2 separate regions of the Homo sapiens genome follow, and region 1 is linked to region 2. Evidence: chromatin loops called from intact Hi-C (ENCODE). Cell type or tissue: dorsolateral prefrontal cortex. All regions are shown on one strand. Each heading gives the region's core, and the rest is flanking DNA. Links, peaks and the distances in the headings are about the cores only. Region 1 overlaps SH3PXD2A (SH3 and PX domains 2A). Region 2 overlaps SH3PXD2A (SH3 and PX domains 2A).

Region 1 (10,987 bases), core at 1,724-9,723, 88 kb before region 2:
CTAAGACTTCTCCGGTCCCTCTCGCGGTGCAGCGGTGATGGAAGGGTTAATAGAGACGCGGGGCTTTCCTGCGAGAAGGTGAAATTGAGAACCGGGACTGAAAAGGGGTCATCCTTGAGTGACTTGAGTTTTTAGCGCCTGCACCACAGACCTTCTTCCCTGCCCCAACTCTGAGCGTGTCCTTGCTGCGGAGGTGGGGGCTCCGCGTTTTGGCAGCTGAGACGCACTTGGGAGGGGGCCGACCCGACCCCCCCAACCCCCTCCCCGCCCCCCGCATTGGCCTGACAGGTGCCAGGGCCCGCCCAGAGTTTGGAAGGGGGTGGAGGCAGGGAGAGAGGCGGGCCAGCCCTCGGAGCTGTGGGCTGAGGGTAGAGCAGGATTGTCTCTGGAAGTGGGAGGCTGGGCTCCCCAAATGGCAAACGCCTGGATGTGGGCGGGCTGTAGTTAACTGGGGGAGAGTGGTCCCTAGGAGTTAGGGCTGTGTGTGTGCTGAAGTGGGGGCGGGGACAGACTGCTGCAGCGATCCGTGCTGACACGTGGATTGGCCATATTGACAGGGTGGCTGTACCTTGGGGTACATCTGGCCCTTGGGGATGTAGGAGGTAACACGTGGCTCCTGTGAATGGCTCCTGTGCCCAAGTGCCTTGGCCTGTGGATAGGTTGAGGGGAGTGCCCCTGTGTGGTGGATGGATGTAGAGTGGGGTAGATGTAATTGTATGATATGTATGTTTCTGTGTGTACAAGTGCTTGCTCACGTGCCTATTGGGACAGGGAAAGTTGTGTCCTGGTTTATGTGTTGGGGGCGTGTGTGGCTGTGGGGTTCTGTGCACATGTGTGAGTCATGATAGCTGTGTGCTGTGAGGGTATGTTTACTTGTTTGGGTGCATAGGCTGGGGGTGTGTGTGTGGTTGAGATATATCTGGTTATGGGTTGGAGTCTGTGTTTGTGTGTATTTGTGTACCAGTTTGGGACATGTCTAGCTGTGGGATGAGGTGTGTGTGCACTTGCCTATCACCTGGGTCTGGGGTGTCTCAGGCAGGCACACCCACTGGTGCAGAAGGCCATTTCCTCCTGTGAACCGTGGGGTGAGCCTGGGGAAGAGCATTCCTCCACTGTCACTCCAGGCAGGTCTCAAGTGGGAGAATGGAAGGCGCAGCAAAATGGGGGTTGTGTTCTGTCACCGCCCACACAGGAAGCTTGCCCTGGGCCTCAGACGTATAGTGTCCTGGTTGAACCTGGGCTCAAATTCTGGCTCTGTGTGACCTTAGGCAAGTTTCATAACTTCTCTGTGCCTCAGTTTCCTCATTTTCTTTAAAACAAAAATGCTAATGTTATCTGCCTCACACATAGAGGATTAAGTATGTTAATGTGGAATAGTCCTGGCACCGAATAACTACTGTACAAGTATCAGTTCTCAGCAGCAGCAGCAGTAGCACTTTCTGAAGGCCTGGGACCTAGTCCTGCCTCCATTGCCACTTTTCTCCCTATGTGACCTTGGGCAAATTCCTTCTCTATGCTGGGCCTCAGTTACCCCCATAAAGGCAAGAGCTGGAACAAATAACCTCTCAGGTCCCCCGCCACAATCTCTGGGGCTCAGCTTCTGTGCTGCTTCCTAAGCAATGCAGGGCCACACCCAGGCTGCCTCCCCCAGGGAAAGCCAACCCCCAGTTTCTCTGTCTTCCACTCTCACGCCAGGAAAAGGATGGATGGAGAAATTTAATTTATATTGGTGTGCTTATGATAATGGCCACTTAGTGTCATGGTTGAAAATGCCAGCTCTGAAGCCAGACAGCTGGAGTTGAGAGTCTGGCTTCTCTCCTCTGTGACCTTGGGTAGATTTCTTAGCCTCTCTGTGCCCATTACTTCTTCTGTACATTTGGGATAATATTCATACCCATTTTGTGATGGTTTATTATGTGTCAACTTGGCTGGGCCACAGTGCCCAGATATTTGGTCAAGCATTATTCTAGATGTTTCTGCAAAGGTGTTTTCTAGGTGAGATTCATATTTAAATAAATCAGTGGATTTTGAGTAAAGCAGATTACTCTCCATAATGCAGGCTAGCCTCATCCAATTGGTTGAAGGCCTCTTAATGGAACAAAGACTGACACACACACACCCTCCCTCAGCAAGGAGGAGTTCTGCCAGCAGCTGCCTTTGGACTCAGCTGCAGCTCTTCCCTTAGTCTCTGCCGGCCTCCCCCATCACATTTTGGACTCTCAAACCTCCACAATCACATAAGCCAGTTCCTAAAATAAATCTCCCTCTGTCTTCAAGCTCTCTATGCACCTCCCATTGGTTCTGTTTCTCTGGAGAACACTGACTAATACACACCTCATATGGTTATAACGAAGATTAGATAAACTAATATATGTAAGCATGTTTAGAACACTGCCTGCCACCTAGAAAGCTCCCCTGGAAGTGCTAGATGCTGTTATCGAATGAGCATCTACTATGTGCGAGGACATTTTCACGTTTCCTCATTTGCTGATCAGAGCCACAGTACATGATGGGTGGTGGGATTCCCATTTTGCAAATGAGAAGCTGAGGCTCCGATGGGGTGACTGCCCACACACAGTCCTTGGCAAACTGAGGATTGGAGTCCATGTTTAGGGCTCTGTTCTGCTCTATAATGAACCTCACGAAGCTTCCCAGGGTCACTCCAGCCAGGGACATTTGCGCAGAGGAAATGGATGCCATTCTGGGGTTCACTGTAAATCTCTTACTGAGCATAGAGCTTAGACTTGAGGCAAGGCTTAGGGATGGTGGAGTCAACAGAAGAAGAAAGTTCTCAGGAACTTTCTGGAGGAAGCAAGGCTGGTGACCTTGAAAACTGAAGGACAGTTTGGCCTCAAATTTATCTGCATCTTTCTTCCCTCTATTGAACCTGCTCCTTCCAGCATCTTCCCCATCTCAGGAACTGGCACCATCCACCCCATTGCTCAAGCCCAACATCTAGAAGTCACTCGTTTTTTGTTTTTTGTTTCTTTGAGACAGATTCTCCCCTGTTGCCCAGGCTGGAGTGCAGTGGCATGACCTTAGCTCACTGCAACCTCCGCCTCCTGGGTTCAAGTGGTTCTCTTGCCTCAGCCTCCCGAGTAGCTGGGATTACAGGCACCTGCCACCACACCTGGCTAATTTTTGCAGTTTTAGTAGAGACAAGGTTTCACCATTTTGGCCAGGCTGGTCTCGAACTCCTGACCTTAAGTGATCCACCCATCTCAGCCTCCCAAAGTGCTGGGATGACAGGCGTGAGCTACTGTGCCTGGCTGAGAAGTCATTCTTGACTCTTGTCTTTTACCTGCCAACTCGAGCTGCAGAACCAACTGTCTCCCCACCTCCACCATCACATGCCTTAGAAACCCCTTCATCTCTCCAGGAAGACCCCACCTTCCTACCTGGTCTCACTGCTTCTCTATTAGACCTCTATCTGACATTCTCCACACCACAGCTAGAGTGAGCTCTTAAAAAATATTGATCAGCTGGGTGCAGTGGCTCACTCCTGTAATCCCAACACTTTGGGAGGCCAAGGCAAGAAGATCACTTGAGCCTAGGAGTTCGAGACCAGCCTGGGCAACAAAGCAAGATCCTCTCTCTACCAAAAAAATAAAAATAATAAATTAGCCGGATGTAGTGGTGCAGGCCTGTAGTCCCAGCTACTCAAGTGGCTAAGGTGGGAGGATCACTTGAACCCAGAAGTTTGAGGTTGCAGTGAGGCATAATTGTGCCACTGCACTACAGCCTGGGCAACAGAGAGAGACCCTATCTCTAAATAAATAAATAGGAAGGAAGGAGGGAGGGAGGGAAGAAGGGAAAGAAAGAAAGAAAATAACATACTTTCCTGCTTAAATTCCCCCAGGGACTCCATCCCACCCAGAACTAATTCCCTACCCTGGCTCACAGAGCTTGTGTGACTTGGCCCCTGGCTGCCTTCCTGACCTGGGCTTTACCCCTCTTGTCCCCGCCCATCACACTGCTCAGCCACACCAGTCACCTTCTGCTCCTTAAACGCATCAAACACATTCTTCTACGTGGCCTTTGTACTTGCTCTTCCCTCTTGCCTGTAATGTTCTTCCCTGATCTTTCACATGGCTGGCTCCTTAAGATTTCTGCTTAAAACTGTCACCTTCTTAGCGAAGCTGCCTGATCCTGCACTGTCCAGCCTCCCCCGCAGATTACTCCTCTTCTTCCCTCCTCATCGCTTCCCACACTCTAGTGATCCTGTGTGTTTGCTTGCTTCTTCTCTGTCTCCCACCACCTCAAGAGCAAAGACCTTGGCTGCAGGGCTTGCACCAGCCCCAGGGTCCACTGGTACTTTTTGAATGGGTGGGTGGATGGAAGAAAGCATGCATGAATGAGTGAACCTTGTGCAGGCTCAGGAAAGAAAGGTCATTGTGGCTTTAAATTGGGGATCATTGCCTGGAAAGAGGAGACATTTTTCTGGTTTGGGAGCAGAGAGCGGGAGGCTTTGGTAATCCAGAGAGAGCACATGCACAAAGGTAGAGGGATAGGACTAAGTGTGGCTTGTTGGGAGACTGACCTAACTGAGCATCAACTATGCCAAGCACTGCGCAAGGTGTCGAGGCTATAGGAACGTGCCTTTCTACCCTAGAGAAGTTTGCAGTCTGCTGTGGGTGATGAGCTATATAGAAGAATGTACTATTAGATGGAGGGAAGTGAGGGAGCAACATGGTTACCTGAGGAAGAGCAGTCCAGGCCAAGGGCACAGCAAGTGCAAAGGCCCTGGGGTGACGGTGTGTGCTGGCTGCTCATGATGCAGTAGGGAGGCCTGTGGCTGGGATGAAGAATAGTGGAGGGTAAAGTGGAAAGAGGTGAGAGCAGAGATGTAGCTGGCAGTGGGGAGGGAATAGGGTGAAGCAGCACCATGTAGGGCCTTGCAGGACATTCTAAGGATTTTGACTTTCATCGAGTGAGATGAAGATTCACTGAGGGGTTCTAAGTAGAGGCAGGGACATGATCTGGCTTCAATCATAGAATGATGGGGATTGACTAGGCAGGATGGGTTATGATGTGCAAGGTCGCAGGGGGCTGCTAGCCAGGTGAGATAGGATGTGGGCTCTGGCAGCAGTGGAGGGGGCAAGGCACTGCGGGTGTTGGACAGACTCTGATGATTGGATGTGGGCCTCAAGGGAGAGTTTGTGTGGGAGCTGGGAAACAACTGCATCAGGTTGCCTGGGGTCCCACTCTTAGGCCGACAACTTGCCAGTCATGTGACTTGGGCAAATCCCTTCGCCTCTGAGAACAGATTATCTCACCTGTTCTGTTGTATCAGCCAGGGTTCAACTAAAGGAACAGAACGAGTGGGAGGTATATATTAAGCGATGTAGTGTAAGGAACTAGCTTACACAATTGTGGGGGCTGGCTAGGTAAGTCTGAAATCCTATGGCAGGTCATGAAAGGGGGCAGGCTGGACCCCCAGGCCCAGGCTGGAGCTGCTGTCCGCAGATGAAATGTCTTCAGGGAAACCTTCACTCTGCTGAAGGCCTTTCAGCTACTGACTCAGGCCCACCCAGAGTGTTTTAGATAATTTCCCTTACTTAAAGTCATCCGGTCATGGTCTTTAATAACTATAAAAATACATTCCCAACCAGGCGCAGTGGCTCATGCCTGTAATCCCAGCACTTTGGGAGACCGAGGCAGGTGGATCACCTGAGGTCAGGAGTTTGAGACCAGCCTGGCCAACATGGCAAAACCCCGTCTCTACTAAAAATACAAAAAATTAGCTGGACGTGGTGGCGGGTGCTTGTAATCCCAGCTACTGAGGAGGCTGAGGCAGGGAGAATCTTGAACCCAGGAGGTGGAGGTTGCAGTGAGCCGAGATCATGCCATTGCACTCCAGCTTGGGCAACAGAGCGAGGCTCTGTCTCAAAAAAAAAAAAAAAAAAAATTCCCCAGCAACACCTAAATTAGTGTGTGATTGCATAACTGGGGACAGTAGCTTAGCCAGGTTGATGTGTACCACCTGACCATCATACCTGTCAAATGGGGTTGTTATAGTAGCAGCGACCTGGCTTGCCCCAAAGTGCACAGGGTTCAAGGAGGTGATGCCCTTTGAGGGGTTTTGTGCTGTGCCTGGCAGTAGGAAGGGCCTGTTGTTGTTAGCTGTTGTTGCTTCCCCAAGGTGGGCACTGCTCCAGGAGCCCCAGTGGGGCTGGAGCAGACTCCCCAGAGCAAGGGGTTCTCTTGAGACCTGCAAAGATCTCATGCCTCTCACCCAGTTCTCTAAAAAGCTGCATTTCGCCAGGGCACCTAGCCGGGAAGTTCTGAGATGCGCCACTAGGGGGCACAGGTGGCCACGGAGCCTCGGGATTGTCAGGGCCCTGGGGCTGTTGTCAGGAGAGCCTGAGGGTTCATCCAACCCAGGAGTCCTGTGGAAGCTCCAGCTCGTTTACATGCAGATGAGGTTGCTCAAGAGTGTTGTTACAAGCTTGTTCTCTTAGGCAAGTGTTGATGTTCCTCATGAAATCCTGTTTACTTTATTCTTCTCCTTGGAAAAGTGGTGAGCTCAGCCCCACTTCTATCTCAGTGATCATAAAACTGTATTATTAGCTGAGTTCATGAGATCAGCATTAATGTAGTTTCACTGCAGAGAAGCAGTGTTGCCTGGGGTTGACAGTTTAGGTTTTGGCAACAGGAAGACAGGGTTTGAACCCCAGCTCTGCCATTTGTTATTGCCGTTTTAATTATTGATAGATTAAGAAAGAAGGGGAGAAGTTGGTCTTTGAGTTGAGACATTTATTTCCATTCTGTGAGACCCAGGAGGGGACGACAGGGCGTAGACTCAGCCATTGCTGAGTATTCCGTTGAGTTAAAAACGTGGACTCTGGAGCCAGAATGCTTAGTTTCATGTCCCGGCTCTGCCTGCTGTGTGATCTTGGGCAAGTCCTTCTCTATGGCTCATTTCTTCACCTGTAAAATAGGGATAATCAGGTTTTTTTCATGGGGTTGAGGATTGAGTGAAAGTTCCTGAAGTGATAACTCCAGCACCGTGCCTGGCCTAGAGGAAGCACTAAGGGTGAAGCAGCTTTTACTATGAATAGGAGGCAGCACCGGAGGGGTTCGTCTCAAACAGGAGAGAGCGCTGGTTTCAGCTTTTGCCCTTTCTCCGGAGTGACTCCTCAATCAGACAGGGGGAAGGTGGGGTGTCCACTATCTCATCATTGCCAGGAGCCTCCCTGCAACAACCAGGGTAGGTGGTCTTGTCCCATTTTATAGACCAGGAAAGGGAAGTTAAGGAACTTGCCCCAGGTCAGCCAGACACAGGATTCTCTTTTTTTTTTTTTTTTTTTTTTTTTGAGACAGAGTTTTGCTGTTTGCCTGGGCTGGAGTGCAGTGGCACAATCTCAGCTCACTGCAACCTCCACCTCCTGGGTTCAAGTGATTCTCCTGCCTCAGCCTCCCAAGTAGATGGAATTATAGGCGTCCGCCACCATGCCCAGCTAATTTTTTGTATTTTTAGTAGAGATGGGATTTCACCATGTTGGCTAGGCTGGTCTTGAACTCCTGACCCCAGGTGATCCACCCACCTTGGCCTCCCAAAGTGCTGGGATTACAGGTGTGAACCACCATGACTGGCCTTTTTTTTGTTTTTGTTTTTGTTTTTGCTTTTTTGAGACAGGGCCCCAGGCTCTGTCGTTCAGACTGGAGTGTGGTGGCACAACCACAGCTCACTGCAGACTTGACCTCCTGGCTTCAAGCAATCCTCTCACCTCAGCCTTCTGAGTAGTTGGGACTACAGACATGCACCACCACGTCCAGTTAGTTTTTGTAGAGACAGGGTCTCGCTATGTTGCCCAGGGTGGTCTTGAACTCCTAGGATCAAGTGACTATCCTGCCTCGGCCTCCCAAAGTGCTGGGATTACAGGTGTGAACCGCAGCACACAGCCTAATTTTCCTTTTTATGAGTTTGGTTTTTAATAAAGTGAATTTGCTTAGAGCAAGACCCGCCCATAAGTTCTGGCCACTATTAAGGGTTAGTCTATGGCCGGGCGTGGTGGCTCGCTCCTGTAATCCTAGCACTTTGGAAGACCGAGGCAGTTGGATCTCCTGAGATCAGGAGTTCAAGACCGACATGATGAAACCTCGTCTCTACTAAAAATACGAAAAATTAGCCGGATGTGGTGGCCCGCACCTGTAATCCCAGCTACTCGGGAGGCTGAGGCAGGAGAATCACTTGAACCCAGGGGGCGGAGTTTGCAGTGAGCCAAGATGGTGCCACTGCACTCCAGCCTGGGTGACAGAGTGAGATTCCGTCTCAAAAAAAAAAAGGGTTAGTCTACCTGAAAAAGTTCCTCTATTCTCCTCCTTTTATAGAGGAAGCTTTTAAGAGAGGGATGGCCACTTGCCCAGGGTATGGGGTGGGCAGAACCTGGTCTTCTGCTGGTCAGCACTCCCACCAAGCCCTGGAACCAGGTGGAAGTGTGAGGAGGGCTGTCAGGTGGAAGTGTGAGGAGGGCTGTCCTGAAGCACAGGAAGCCGGTCTGTGAGGTCTCTGGTACCTCCCTTCCCCGCAAGGTAAATACCTCAGCAGGGCACTAGCAGAGCTGGGCTCTCTGGCCCTCCCTGGGCCTGCCCTGCCCAACCAGCAGCAGAGGGAGATGGAGGGAGACGAGGCAGTGGCAGCAGGCCTCCTCCCTCCAGAGCGCAGGCTTTGTGAGGCTTTCACTTCTCTTAATAGTTTGTTGGCTCCTGGCCCCATGGAGTGCACAGCTCAACTGAGAAGGTGGGACCTTTTCAGGGATTCATTAATACTAGGCAGGATGGCTTGGGATCTGCAAGGTGGAAGGAGGGGTGGCTGGCCATTGTGGGAGAGGCTGGAGATGGCCCTGAAGGACAGAGGAGATTGTGATGGGCTGAAGGGTGTGGGTAGGGCACCCTGCAGGAGGGACAGCCAGGCATGAGTAAGGATGTGGAGCTGGAATGAGTTTTTGCTTTTTTGTTGTTGTTGTGGGTTTTTCTGGTGTTAATTTTTAACATGGGGTCTTACTTAATGGCCCAGGCTGGAGTGCAGTGGTGCGATCAGGGCTCACTGTGGCCTTAAATTCCTGGGCTCAAGCGATCTTCCCACCTCATCCTCCCAAGTAGGTGGAACCACTGGTGTGCCACCATGCCTGGCTTATTTATTTATGTAGGAGACAGTCTTGCTCTGTCACCCAGGCTAGAGTGCAGTAGCCCAATCTCGATTTACTGCAACCTCCGCTTCTCAGCTCTCGTGCCTCAGCCTCCCAAGTAGCTGGGACTACAGGCACCCGCCACCATGCCTGGCTAATTTTTTTGTATTTTAGTAGAGATGGGGTTTCTCTGTGTTGCCCAGGGTCGTCTTGAACTCCTGAGCTCAGGCAGTCCACCCGCCTCAGCCTCCCAGAATGCTAGGATTACAGGTGTGAGCCACCATTTCTAGCCTTTATTTTTTATTACTGATTTGTTTATTTATTTGGTAGAAACAGGGTCTCGCTTTGTTGCCCAGGCTGGTGTTGAATTCCAGGCCTCAAGTGATCCTCCTGCCTCAGCCTCCTAAAGTGTTGGGATTACAGACGTGAGCCACCACACCTGGCCTGGCATGAGCTTGAAAAGTCTGAGGGAAGGAGAGGGGCCCATCATCCCGGCAGGAGCGAGGGTAGAGCAGGAGATGAGTCTGGAAAGGAAGTCATGGAGAGTGTATCATAAGCAAGACCTTTTAAAGCAATTTCCGAGGCGTTCTTGTCCTCCTGAGCTACCCATCCTCAGTGAGAAAGGCCCAGGCTACTTAGAGAATGTGGCAAAGATCTTCCTGCCACCCTCCAATGGCCCATTTCAAAAGTGAGCGTGTCTTTTGAAGGCGTCAGCTTCTGGCACATCTTACCCAGGCTCGTGGTTTGTTTTGTTTTTTTTTTTTTTGAGACGGAATCTGGCTCTGTTGCCCAGGCCGGAGTGCAATGGCACGATCTCGGCTCACTGCAACCTCTGCCTCCCAGGTTCAAGCAATTCTCCTGCCTCCGCCTCCTGAATAGCTGGGATTACAGATGCATGCCACCATGCCTGGCTAATTTTTTGTATTTTTAGTAGAGATGGGATTTCACCATGTTGGCCAAGCTGGTCTTGAACTCCTGACCTTGTGATCCACCCTCTTCGGCCTCTCAAAGTGCTGCGATTACAGGCATGAGCCACCGCAGCCAGCCTCTGGGCTGGTGTTTTTAAACAGTTTTTATTTGCATGGCTCTGGGTCCTCAGCCTGATTTTACCCTTGGAGTTCAAAGCCATCTAATTGGAAATGAAAGGAGCCTGATTGATTTGGCAACTCTGCGGCCAGCCCACGTGGCGGTGATGCGATGGAGAAAGTGAGTGCTGCTCACGTGTGTGTCTGCGCCACGCTCCCTGGCTCGAGGTGGCTGAGCCCCACTGCCCAATTGGCCTGGACACACAGAGCAAGGCGGAGCGGGGAGGGGGCAGGGGCGTGGCAAGCGCTCCCCGGATCCTGGAATCCCCAGAAGGAGGCAGCTAGTTGGAAGCCTCAATTCCCTCAGCCCTGCTTGCACAGCTGCCTCTGCCCCCTCACTCCTATCACCCAGTTTCTCCTGCTAGGAAAATAGGAAGTTGGTCCAAAAGGGAACTGCATGGGCAAAAGTGAACTGCAGAATCTTGAGTCTGCTCATTGAAATACAGATTCCCAGGGCCTGCCCAGACCTACTGAATCAGCGTGTCTGGAGTGACGCCCAGGTATCTGCATTTTTTCATTTTCTTAAGAGACAGGGTTTCACCATATTGCCCAGGCTGGTCTCAAACTCCCAAGCTCCTCAAGCAGTCCACCCACCTCGGCCTCCCAAAGTGCTGGATTATAGATATGAGCCACCGCATCTGGCCGATCTGCATTTTGTGTGTGTGCGCGCGCGCGCGCGGGCGCGTGTGTGTGTGTGATGGAGTCTCACTCTGTCACCCAGGCTGGAGTGTGGTAGTGCGATCTTGGCTCACTGCAACCTCTGCCTCTTGG
Region 2 (10,987 bases), core at 1,405-9,404:
TCAGCTAGTGGGATTTCAGTGGGATTCCAGTAAGATGACCACAGCGGGTGGATCCTGGGGAAAGGCTCTGCAGAGAGGCTCTGGCCTCGGGCCTGTACCTCCCAGGTCACTTCATCTGCATCTTCCCATACTCTTCTGACCCTAGAGACCCTTTCAAGGAACTCAAAGGGAGGACCTAGCAACATCGAGGGTACGAGGAGGGAAGGGGCAGCAGAAGGGCAGTGTTTTCTTCATACGTGTCCTTAGTCTACTGGCAGGATTGTAGGGACTGGGAACAGTGCAGTTTAGGGGGAGGCAGAGTGGGCCAGCTCAACCCGGCTGTTAACACAGACATGGAGGATCAGGGAGGGAACTTGGCAAGTGGGAACCCACCAACCATGAGATGATAGAGACCTAGGTTTGAATTCTGGTGCATTATTTACTATATTGGGTTTTGGGCCACTTACTCAGTGGCTCGGTTTATTATCTGTAAAATGGAGATAATTTATCCCAGAGCCAAAGTATGATACTCCTACCTTGGGATGTCATAGGGTTCCAGATCCTCCCAACTCACTGGCTTGTCTGCACTCGTACCCCAGGTCATTGATAAGAACTCAGGTGGCTGGTGGTACGTGCAGATCGGTGAGAAGGAGGGCTGGGCCCCCGCATCATACATCGATAAGCGCAAGAAGCCCAACCTGAGCCGCCGCACAAGCACGCTGACCCGGCCCAAGGTGCCCCCGCCAGCACCCCCCAGCAAGCCCAAGGAGGCCGAGGAGGGCCCTACGGGGGCCAGTGAGAGCCAGGACTCCCCGCGGAAGCTCAAGTATGAGGAGCCTGAGTATGACATCCCTGCATTCGGCTTTGACTCAGAGCCTGAGCTGAGCGAGGAGCCCGTGGAGGACAGAGCCTCAGGGGAGAGGCGGCCTGCCCAGCCCCACCGGCCCTCGCCGGCCTCTTCTCTGCAGCGGGCCCGCTTCAAGGTGGGTGAGTCTTCAGAGGATGTGGCCCTGGAAGAGGAGACCATCTATGAGAATGAGGGCTTCCGGCCATATGCAGAGGACACCCTGTCAGCCAGAGGCTCCTCCGGGGACAGCGACTCCCCAGGCAGCTCCTCGCTGTCCCTGACCAGGAAAAACTCCCCCAAATCAGGCTCCCCCAAGTCATCATCACTCCTAAAGCTCAAGGCAGAGAAGAATGCCCAGGCAGAAATGGGGAAGAACCACTCCTCAGCCTCCTTTTCCTCATCCATCACCATCAACACCACTTGCTGCTCCTCCTCTTCCTCCTCCTCCTCTTCCTTGTCCAAAACCAGTGGCGACCTGAAGCCCCGCTCTGCTTCGGACGCAGGCATCCGCGGCACTCCCAAGGTCAGGGCAAAGAAGGATGCTGATGCGAACGCTGGGCTGACCTCCTGTCCCCGGGCCAAGCCATCGGTCCGGCCCAAGCCATTCCTAAACCGAGCAGAGTCGCAGAGCCAAGAGAAGATGGACATCAGCACTTTACGGCGCCAGCTGAGACCCACAGGCCAGCTCCGTGGAGGGCTCAAGGGCTCCAAGAGTGAGGATTCGGAGCTGCCCCCGCAGACGGCCTCCGAGGCTCCCAGTGAGGGGTCTAGGAGAAGCTCATCCGACCTCATCACCCTCCCAGCCACCACTCCCCCATGTCCCACCAAGAAGGAATGGGAAGGGCCAGCCACCTCGTACATGACATGCAGCGCCTACCAGAAGGTCCAGGACTCGGAGATCAGCTTCCCCGCGGGCGTGGAGGTGCAGGTGCTGGAGAAGCAGGAGAGCGGGTGGTGGTATGTGAGGTTTGGGGAGCTGGAGGGCTGGGCCCCTTCCCACTATTTGGTGCTGGATGAGAACGAGCAACCTGACCCCTCTGGCAAAGAGCTGGACACAGTGCCCGCCAAGGGCAGGCAGAACGAAGGCAAATCAGACAGCCTGGAGAAGATCGAGAGGCGCGTCCAAGCACTGAACACCGTCAACCAGAGCAAGAAGGCCACGCCCCCCATCCCCTCCAAACCTCCCGGGGGCTTCGGCAAGACCTCAGGCACTCCAGCGGTGAAGATGAGGAACGGAGTGCGGCAGGTGGCGGTCAGGCCCCAGTCGGTGTTTGTGTCCCCGCCACCCAAGGACAACAACCTGTCCTGCGCCCTGCGGAGGAATGAGTCACTCACGGCCACTGATGGCCTCCGAGGCGTCCGACGGAACTCCTCCTTTAGCACTGCTCGCTCCGCTGCCGCCGAGGCCAAGGGCCGCCTGGCCGAACGGGCTGCCAGCCAGGGTTCAGACTCACCCCTACTGCCCGCCCAGCGCAACAGCATACCCGTGTCCCCTGTGCGCCCCAAGCCCATCGAGAAGTCTCAGTTCATCCACAATAACCTCAAAGATGTGTACGTCTCTATCGCAGACTACGAGGGGGATGAGGAGACAGCAGGCTTCCAGGAGGGGGTGTCCATGGAGGTTCTGGAGAGGAACCCTAATGGCTGGTGGTACTGCCAGATCCTGGATGGTGTGAAGCCCTTCAAAGGCTGGGTGCCTTCCAACTACCTTGAGAAAAAGAACTAGCAGAGGGCCTGGGCTCTTCCAGCCTCAGTGTGCCTCTCTGGCCGCCCACTGGATGAGCGGTGAGACGAACAAAAGGGAAAGGAAAAAATGGGGGTGGGGGGTGGGGGGTGGACAACATTCAACACTGCAGAATGGGTGACCTCAAAGATGCCCCCTGTCCAAGCCATCCCACAGCTGGAAGGTAGGGGATGGGGGTGCCCACACTGAGTGAGGAAGGGAATGGACCAGGGAGTCCCAGGCCTGGGACCCAGAGCCAAGAAAGCTGAGATATCCTGTGCACCATAGGGACTTCACCAATGGATTACATGCCATCTGGGACAGGCCATGTGGGAGACCCCAGTTGTGCCTTTGCTACAGATCTGGAAAAGACAAGGTCATGGGGGCCTCCAGTGTCCTGCCCCTGCTTGGCCCAGTTTTGATTGCTGGCATCTTGCCACCCCAGGTATCCCTGGTATTGTCCTAAGCTGTATTTGTGAATTGTGCTGGTTTCCTGGGCATTGCCACGCCTACCACAGGTGGGTACATTAGAAGCCACCACTGGCTTTCAGGCTTGGGGGTGTCTTCTGAGCTCAAGCCTGCTTCTGGGCCAGGCCATTGTCACTGTTAGTTGAAGAAAAAGCAGTTCCCAGGTGCCAGCAAAGACCATCTTTCATAACTGTCACTGTCTTGGCCTTGAGAAGAGAGCCCGCTCTCCGTGGGGCACCCCATGGAGGACACAGTACCAGAGTTTACAGAGAGGGTGGGCGAAGCCACCGGTCTCTTCCTAATCTGCACAGACTATTTTGGGTATTTCTGGGCGGGCAGTTCCTTTGCATGTTTCGGGAGAGGTTTGTTGATTTGGGGCTTATATGTCAGGCCTTTGGTTTGCGTCTTATTTTAGGGGTTGTTTGGGGGCCTGGGTGGTCGGCCTCACATGGGAAGGGGATGGGTAGTGGATGGGGTTTCTGTTGTATCTTGTGGGCGGGTGATTTTGCTTTTGTTTTTGTTTCACATTCTTCCCCCTCCACAAGCCAAAGTCGTTTCATTTGGTTTCCACTGTGTGGACTGTGCTGGAGCTTGGCGCCTGCCAGAAAAATTTGGGGCTAGGCAAGCCCCAGGTTGCAGACATGGTGAAGCAGAGAAACTGTTCTTCTGGTTCCTGCACAACCTCAGAGGGGCAAAAACCCTCCCCAGGAAGGAGGAGGGTGTTCAGGAGCCAGACTTTTGGAGAGAAGGCAGCTCCCAGCCTGCTGGGTGACCGCCATTCTGCGTGTGTTCCCCAGCTGGGCAGGGCTGGAAGCCTTACGTATGAAGCATGGAGAAGCAGCCATTGTCCCCACTATGGGCAGAGGGGGGACCCGGCTGGCCCCTTGGGTCAGACTGGAGCCAACACCGCCAGCCACCCCCTCTGGCCTGCTGGCAATGCCACAGGTGCCCAAGAAGATGGAGGATCCCTGTGCCAGGAGCCAACCTGGTCTTCCCGAGGGTCAGTGCCCCAGTGAAGACAGAAGCGAGAGAATAAAGTTCCCTGTAGGTCCTCTGTCACCTTTGGGTTGTGTTTTTCAATTGTTGACATTTCAGAGGGGACCCTCCAGAAGCCCAGCCGGCTTCCCCCAAGGACTCCCCCTTCGCTGGGAGTGGATTTCCACACGTGCCTTTGATTTCGGACAGATTGGGCCTCACAGCCACCGATTCAGCTGCCAGGGTCCCTGGACTGGGGGTTGGTGTTTTCTATAGAGGAGGAAAGGCCCTCCCTCACCCTGCTCCCCACCCAGGCAGGGCAGCATGGGACCCAGTGTCTCAGTGCCTTCAAAACCCACCCCCACCCCTACCCTACCCCACCACACCCCATCCCAGAGGCCTTGCCTGGGCAACCCTAAGCCCCTGTCCCTCGCCATACACTGATGCCTGGCAGCTAGAGCAAATGGCTCGTGTTCTTTGTCGAAGGCCTGTGGTGAGATTGTTTTGTTTCCTTTTGTTTTGTGAGTTTGTTTAAAATTGAAATTAGTTATTTTCTTCTGCTGGACAGTATTAAATAGAGCAGGATGTTGAGTTAATCTGCTAGATTGCAGTACTAATGGTAGTGGTTTAGTGTCTTCATGTTAATATTATTTGTACTTATTTGAACAATAATGATAAAGAAGTGGTTCATTATTTTTTAATTAATGCACTTTAAATAAGGTAGAATGGAAAAAACCCAGAGAGCAAAGTGCATTACTTAAAGATGCAGTATATACTTTTCTCATTTTTAAACAGCACATATTTATTAAGAGAAAAAAAGTAATTTATGACTATTTAAAATAAAATTTAAAAGTAGAGTGACTGTCAGGTAAAGAACCTTCAATGTAGCTATCTTCCAGGGGGAGGGCCCTGCAGCCTCGCTCCTCAGATGTCTGCACTGAGCCAGTTCAGTCACTAGTGCGCCAGCCAGGCCAGGAGGGAGTGCAGAGCATGTCTGCCAAGCACAGAGCATCTCAGTTGGACTGGACCACAGTGCTCCCGAGAGCCTGCCTTTCCTGCCCTTCCCCACCACCTGCACTGCCCCCCACATTCTCCCAGCCCCCCCCAAGGACCCCCTCTCCTTGACCCCCAGTGCTGTAAGTAATAGAGTCATTAAAATGCAGGACTGAAAGAGACCTCAGAGGTCTCTATCCCATCCCTTCCTGTTACTGCGGCCCAAGGACAGGAAACAACTTTTCCAAAATCCCACAGCTAGTTAATGACAGATCTCCCCACTACATTAATCCCGTGCTCCTCCTCACTGCCATTATAGTTTATTGTGTGGTCATGTTTACATTGTGACATCCAGCCCCAAGGATGGCTGGGAGTTGCTCAGGCATCCAGGAAAAGTGGGGAATGCTGCCATCTGGTGACAGCATGTAGATTTGGGCAGTGAACAGGGATTGCCATGCCCCAGTCTTCGCACCTCGCCCCCTCACCCCCTAACTCACAGCACAAACCCTGCAAACCCAAAGAGAATATTAATACTTGAAGCAAGAAGGGTGCATGCCAGTCCTTCTCCGACATGGCCAGGGGGTACCAGGCCTTGTGCGCCTGGCCTCCTAGCCCTAGCCAGGGCGAGAGGGCCTTTCCCTTGAGCTACTGAGCTGCTTTGTGATGCTGAAGGATACTGCCGGCAGCAGGCAGAGGAGGGAGGGGGCCTAGGGCTCTGACCCATCTGGAGGAAAACCAGATCGGACTAAAAAAGGAAAAAGAAAAACAAAATCTCCGCAGTGTCCAAACCTAGTTTCCCATGAGTTGCGACTGAAAATGTGAAACGACACTGTATTGCTGTATACTGCAACTTTAACCATAATGAGCCCTTCTGAGGTCATTATTGAGGTTCATATAATGCCCGAAGATGCAGCATTTGGTGCTTTGTTTTCCTTTCCGTTTCAAGACCTTTTTCTTTTATTGCAAGGGGAAAAAAATGTCATCTCCCCCCACCTCATCCCTCTTTGTGACAGCAGACCTGGCTGTGTTGCCCCTCTCCTCCTCACTATTCTCACCAGGCCATGGGACTTTGGGGGCAGTGAGAGAGAGCTGGAAAGGGGCAACCCTGAGCAGCAGGTGTGCCCCATGCCCTGTGGGTTTCCCCTATGTCCAATGACTGTAGACGGGCTGTCTTGCCAGGCCTCAGCCCCGTCTACCCTAAGCCTGGCCCCAAAGGTTTCTCTTTCTTCCTCCTTGATTTTCCATCTTGACGAAGGCATTATATAGAATCATTTTAATCACTTTCAGATGTTAGAGCAGCGTATTTTACAGGCATTTATATCCATTGCTTTCCTCAGCAAGGCATGTTACTACTTTTATCATCTAAGGAAAAAAGACAAGGGAATTCCAGTCAGGCATTATTTTCCTATTACTAGTGTTTGCAGAATAGGTGTAGGACTATTTAAGTTTAGACCTTGGTTTGGTAGTTCTTGTTTTTAATAAGGGGAAAAAGATAAAATAACCCCTATTTTTCCTGTTATTGTATTTAACTAATATATTATTTCTTTAAGGTTACTCACTTCCCCTACCCCTCCAAATACCTTGCATTCTCAATCAAAAATGGAAACAATCTGAGAGACAGGAAAAGTGCAATATTACCAAGATGGATGCCAGGGCTCATTGGGGACAATGGAGGGAATACCAGTGGCGCTCAGAGAGCAAGAGGCAGGGAGCGGGGTGCTGAAGGAATCCTAGCTGTGGAACAGGTGGGTGGGTTGGTGGAGTTTGATCTTGTGGCGTTCTCCTCTCCCCCTTCTTTGGGAAGATGATAGGGGTCCCTGCCAGATCCACCCAGAAGAAAGGGATTCAGGCATGGGGCCCTTGACCTCTAGGCCCCAGTCCCTGGAGCAGAGGCAGGCCCTCGGGAGCTGTTCCTTGTTTTGATTTCTGTTGTGGTGCAGCCAGCTGCTCAGAGAGACCTGGCCTAAAAATGACTCCCAGCAGCCCTCTCTCACCCCAGTGTCCTGATATTTGGGCTGTGATCCTTCTGGTGTATGTTTGAATCTTTCTAAAACTGGGTGCCCTCAGTTCAGTTTCTAGGCAGGAAGCCTAGAAGTCACCAGATCTTTTTGGGGGATGTGAGAACCTTGAGCCGCGCACACCCTGGTGAGACACCAATTCCCACAAGCCTGCAGCAGGGCCTGGGGCTGAGCCTGGGCTGCCCATTCATCTCAGCGACTTCAGCCTGAGAAGTGAGCCCTGCCTGGGCTCCACACCCAGAGAGTCCATACAAATTCTGCTCCGGGAAGAGTCGGGGGGTCTATTCAAGTTTCTCTGCAGACAAAACTTCCCACAACAGGTACCAATCTGGCCTCCTTCCTCAGCACCGGTAGAGAAAGCAACAGAATGGGAAGTTTCCTCTGGGTTGGAGCCTCAGAGCTCTGCCCCTCAAGGTGACAGGGACGTCCCTGTGGCTTGTTCCCTCCACCTCCAGTACTGTATGCTTGCTACTTCAACCCCCTATTTGGTGAATTTCTGCACAGACACAGATCTCTGTGCCTGGAATGGGACTGTGCCCTGTGCGGGTCTCTCCCTTGGCGTATATCCATCTAGATATTTAGTCTTTGAGAATCTCAAAGCAGAGCTCTCTGGGAAGAGAACTGTCCACATTGCTAAATAATTAAGATTCCCTCACTTTTTTGAGGGCCATGTGTTGTGAGAGAGAGAGAGAGAGAGAGAGTGTGTGTGTGTGTGTGTGTGTGTGTGTGTCTGTGTATGCAAGTGTTGGTAACTTCCCACTTGAACTAAATAACATGGGGTTAGAGAAAAAAAAATACCAGGCAAGCTGTCTCCATTGAACAAGTCCTTGGCAATGGGCAGGTCCCAAGGGACTCACAGCTTCTGGCAGCAAGTGTGTCATTCACACACATCATTCTGGCTGGAGAGTGCAATGTGTCATTTTTTTTTCTTTTTGTAATTATTTTATTAAGTATTTAGTTGGAAATTTCACACTGGCATTAACAGGTCTAGCATAAGTGGCCTAGGCAGTCATCCCAGGCTCCAAAATGAAGATGTGCAAAAGAGATGCCACTGGGAATAGAAACACTGAGTTGGTTCAGTTAGGTCATCCCCTGCAGACGTGTCATCGAGCAGGCTGACTCCCACCCCTCAGCCATGCCATGGGTATGAGAAGCCCCTTATAATGAAAGCTGCCAGCCCTTTCGTCCTTGTTTCAGAGGGTGGGTCAGGTGGTTGGGGTGAGAACTTGCTCACGGTGCACCCAACAAGACCTGCAGGTGCATATAAGTTTAGTCCCAACTGCAGGGCCAGACCAAACACTTCCTGGGAAGTGTGTGGAGGGCTGTGCTAGACCTTCCTGAGTTTCTGGCTAAATCATCAGCCCTGTTTGGTGCAGTCTCATGTCTCTGTGGTTCCCAAGCTGCATGATCAGAGCCAGTGAGAAGACAGGATCAGTGACCCACAGCTTTGGGGAAAAACAGCCCCACTGTTAACTTCCCTCCTGCAAACCTGGGTCCCCAGGCCATAAGGTGGGCACACTGGTGCTTACAGACTGGGTGGAGAGCCCTACCTTCCAAGGTCTTGATCCCAGCCTGCCTATAAGGTTGGGATTAGCATGCAATCCCCCTTCCCCAATCCTGTCTTTTTAAAATCTCAAGTTTGCACTTAACCTTGACAACAGCACCCTCTCCTACTCCAGTCCTAGAACTCAGTGGCCTTAGAGAATGGGGTCCCCTGCACTGAAGGTCCCCGCCTTGCTCCCAGTTCCATCCTGGCCAATAGGCTGCGCCTCAAGAGGTGAAAGAGAAAAAAGGGAGGGAGGGAGGAAGAATTATTTAGAACAAAAGGATGGCTCGAGCACGTTAGAGGCAAGTGAGAGGCACGTTGGTGAGAAGAGCATGTGCATGTTTGGGGTAGCTGGGGCCTACTGTCCCTTCATTAGGGAAGGAGGCTTCCAGAAGCGGATGTCTTCTAGAAAGAAAAATTGTGTGAAGGCTGAAAAGGGGCTTGGAGTTTTGTCTTTGTTGATTAGAAAGAAGGAAGAAGTCAGCTCTGAGTGTTTCAGGAAGAAGAGAGCAGGTAGAAAGGGAATTTAGTGATTTAACACCCAAGGGTCCAGCCATAGCAGGTTGGAAAATCCTCCAAATTTGGCCACAGAAACTGGCTAGGAAAAAACTGCCACTCATTGGGCCACACGCTGGGTCCCCATCAGTTCTCAATGAATGGTCATTGATTTACTTAGCAGAGAGAAGTCACCAGCCACAAACCAATCTTTGAGTTTGCAGGCCCTGATTCCAGAATATATGCATCCAGCTCCCGGGTTCTCAGCTGGTTTTGCCCACTTCCCTTTGACTGTCCAATCCAAAGCCAGTCTCTCAAGTTGTATGGCTCAAAGAGCAGTGACCACAATGGGTCATACAGTAGGGACCCACCTCCACAAATTAGAACCAGAGTTCAGACTCCATTGGGCACATCTGGGAGGAAGGCAACCTCCTTTGTCGTCTTGTTGGTACCAGTCATTCTCAAGTATCTCTGACACCTGTGGTGGTTCAGTTTGCTGAGCCTGCCACCTGGTATGAATTAGACTGGGTGTGATGAACATTCATCCATGGATATACCCTACCATTTTGCGTTGCCTTATAACCAAGGCACACTCCCCATAAGAGTTTACTGCAGAGAAAGAACAGCAAAACAGCCACCCTCCTTGAATTTACAACTCATTATCTGCAACAGGTTTTCTTTAAATCCAAGACACAGGATGGGAAATGGGTTTCCCCACCAGGTACTCAGAGGTCTGCAGGAAGTGACTCCCGGGCAAGGCAGACTTCAGTAATCCCTGAAGCGTGAGCATGTGGACTGCATGGCTGGGTGGGGACTGGTGGATGTCTCTGGAGCTCCAGAACCTTGGAGAATTCCTCATGGAATTCCCCTCCCAGCTCTTAGTGGGCTCTGTGGGGTCAGGAGGAGCCCTTCCTCCAGGTTTTCCTTCTTTCCTCCTCAGCAGAGAAACTGGAGAAAGGACATTAAACTCAGTGCAGTCGATTTGAGTGCTGAAATATTTCCAGAATCAATGGTGGTGCTAAACTATCTCCATGTTTCTAGCATTTTTAATAGTGGAGTTGGTTTGTTTTTAATCTCATCACAAAAATGCAGTGCCCTTGGGGAAGGGACCAGCCCCTTGGCCTGCCACTTTCCAGGTGTCCTTTATCACTTTGACGGGACTCTTTGGTCTGCAGAAAATGCTCTGTCTTGGCATGCTTCTAGACTGTAAGATTTGGGTTTTGTTTTGTATTTTATGTTTACATGCATCTTATATTTCCCTGAAAACTAAATAAAGTTTTGGGCCTTTTTAACCGAACGGAATCACCTCTTAATTCTCCCTGTCACCAAAAACACCCATCCAGCTGAACAGCCAATGTCCCATTATCCCAAATTGCAAAGTGGACTTCAGGATCCCAGGGCCCTCTGAAAGAAAGGACACTGGAGGGTGGGGGCAGGTAGGTAAGCTCTCGCTTTTTTTTTTTTTTTTAACAGGGTCTCACCCTGTCACCCAGGCTGGAGTGCAGTAGCATGATCATAGGTCACTGCAACCTCGACCTCCCTTACTCAAGCGATCCTCCCACCTCAGCCTCCTGAGTAGTTGGGACTACAGGCGCACCACCATGCCCAGATGATTTTTCTATTATTTGTAGAGACAGGTTCTTGCTATGTTGCCAAGGCTGGTCTCAAGCTCCTGGGCTCAAGCAATCCTCCTGCCTCAGCCTCCCAAAGTCTGGGATTACAGACATGAGCCAGCTCTCACTCTTGGTGAGAGCTGTGGTCAAGCTCCTCCAGCCTCTTCCCCACTTTTGGGAGGCTTTCTGGGCAGTGGCCAAGGCTTTGAAAGATGCAGATCTTGGGGCCAAGGACCCACATCCAGCAGGCCTAGCTGGCTCCTTAGCATGGCCCCCCGACCCTCTCCTGCTTTTGCTGGACCCCAGTAAGCAGGACCAGGTAACCCTGAT

What was found. Hi-C counts contacts between places; a loop is a spot of excess contacts. Peaks named below come from ENCODE experiments on the same cell type or tissue, not always from the same donor. Only the 100,000 strongest peaks of a DNase experiment are listed, where the experiment ranks them.
Region 1: a loop joins it to region 2, with 5 times the contacts of the local background. A loop is called at or near these places in 105 of 110 quality-filtered maps.

What each region holds. Positions count from the first base shown.
Region 1 is chr10:103,681,667-103,692,653 of GRCh38, reverse strand. The region is part of intron 6 of SH3PXD2A (SH3 and PX domains 2A); the gene reads left to right. Among named protein-coding and RNA genes, the nearest start is that of SH3PXD2A-AS1, 60 kb to the left of the region's middle. RefSeq lists a silencer at 181-340 and enhancers at 1-460, 701-760, 5,984-6,033, 8,664-8,733, 9,893-10,673. In dorsolateral prefrontal cortex, for the core only: CTCF peaks have their summits at 2,119, 6,086 and 6,301 (motif pointing right); DNase peaks (open chromatin) are centred at 2,153 and 6,313; H3K4me3 peaks cover 1,622 bases; H3K27ac peaks cover 4,838 bases.
Region 2 is chr10:103,593,381-103,604,367 of GRCh38, reverse strand. SH3PXD2A (SH3 and PX domains 2A) reads left to right here. Exons shown (of 15, transcript NM_001394015.1): 15 at 579-10,341. The coding sequence ends at 2,552. Among named protein-coding and RNA genes, the nearest start is that of NEURL1-AS1, 81 kb to the right of the region's middle. RefSeq lists an enhancer at 5,222-5,516. In dorsolateral prefrontal cortex, for the core only: a CTCF peak has its summit at 5,399 (motif pointing left); DNase peaks (open chromatin) are centred at 4,952 and 5,397; H3K27ac peaks cover 4,946 bases.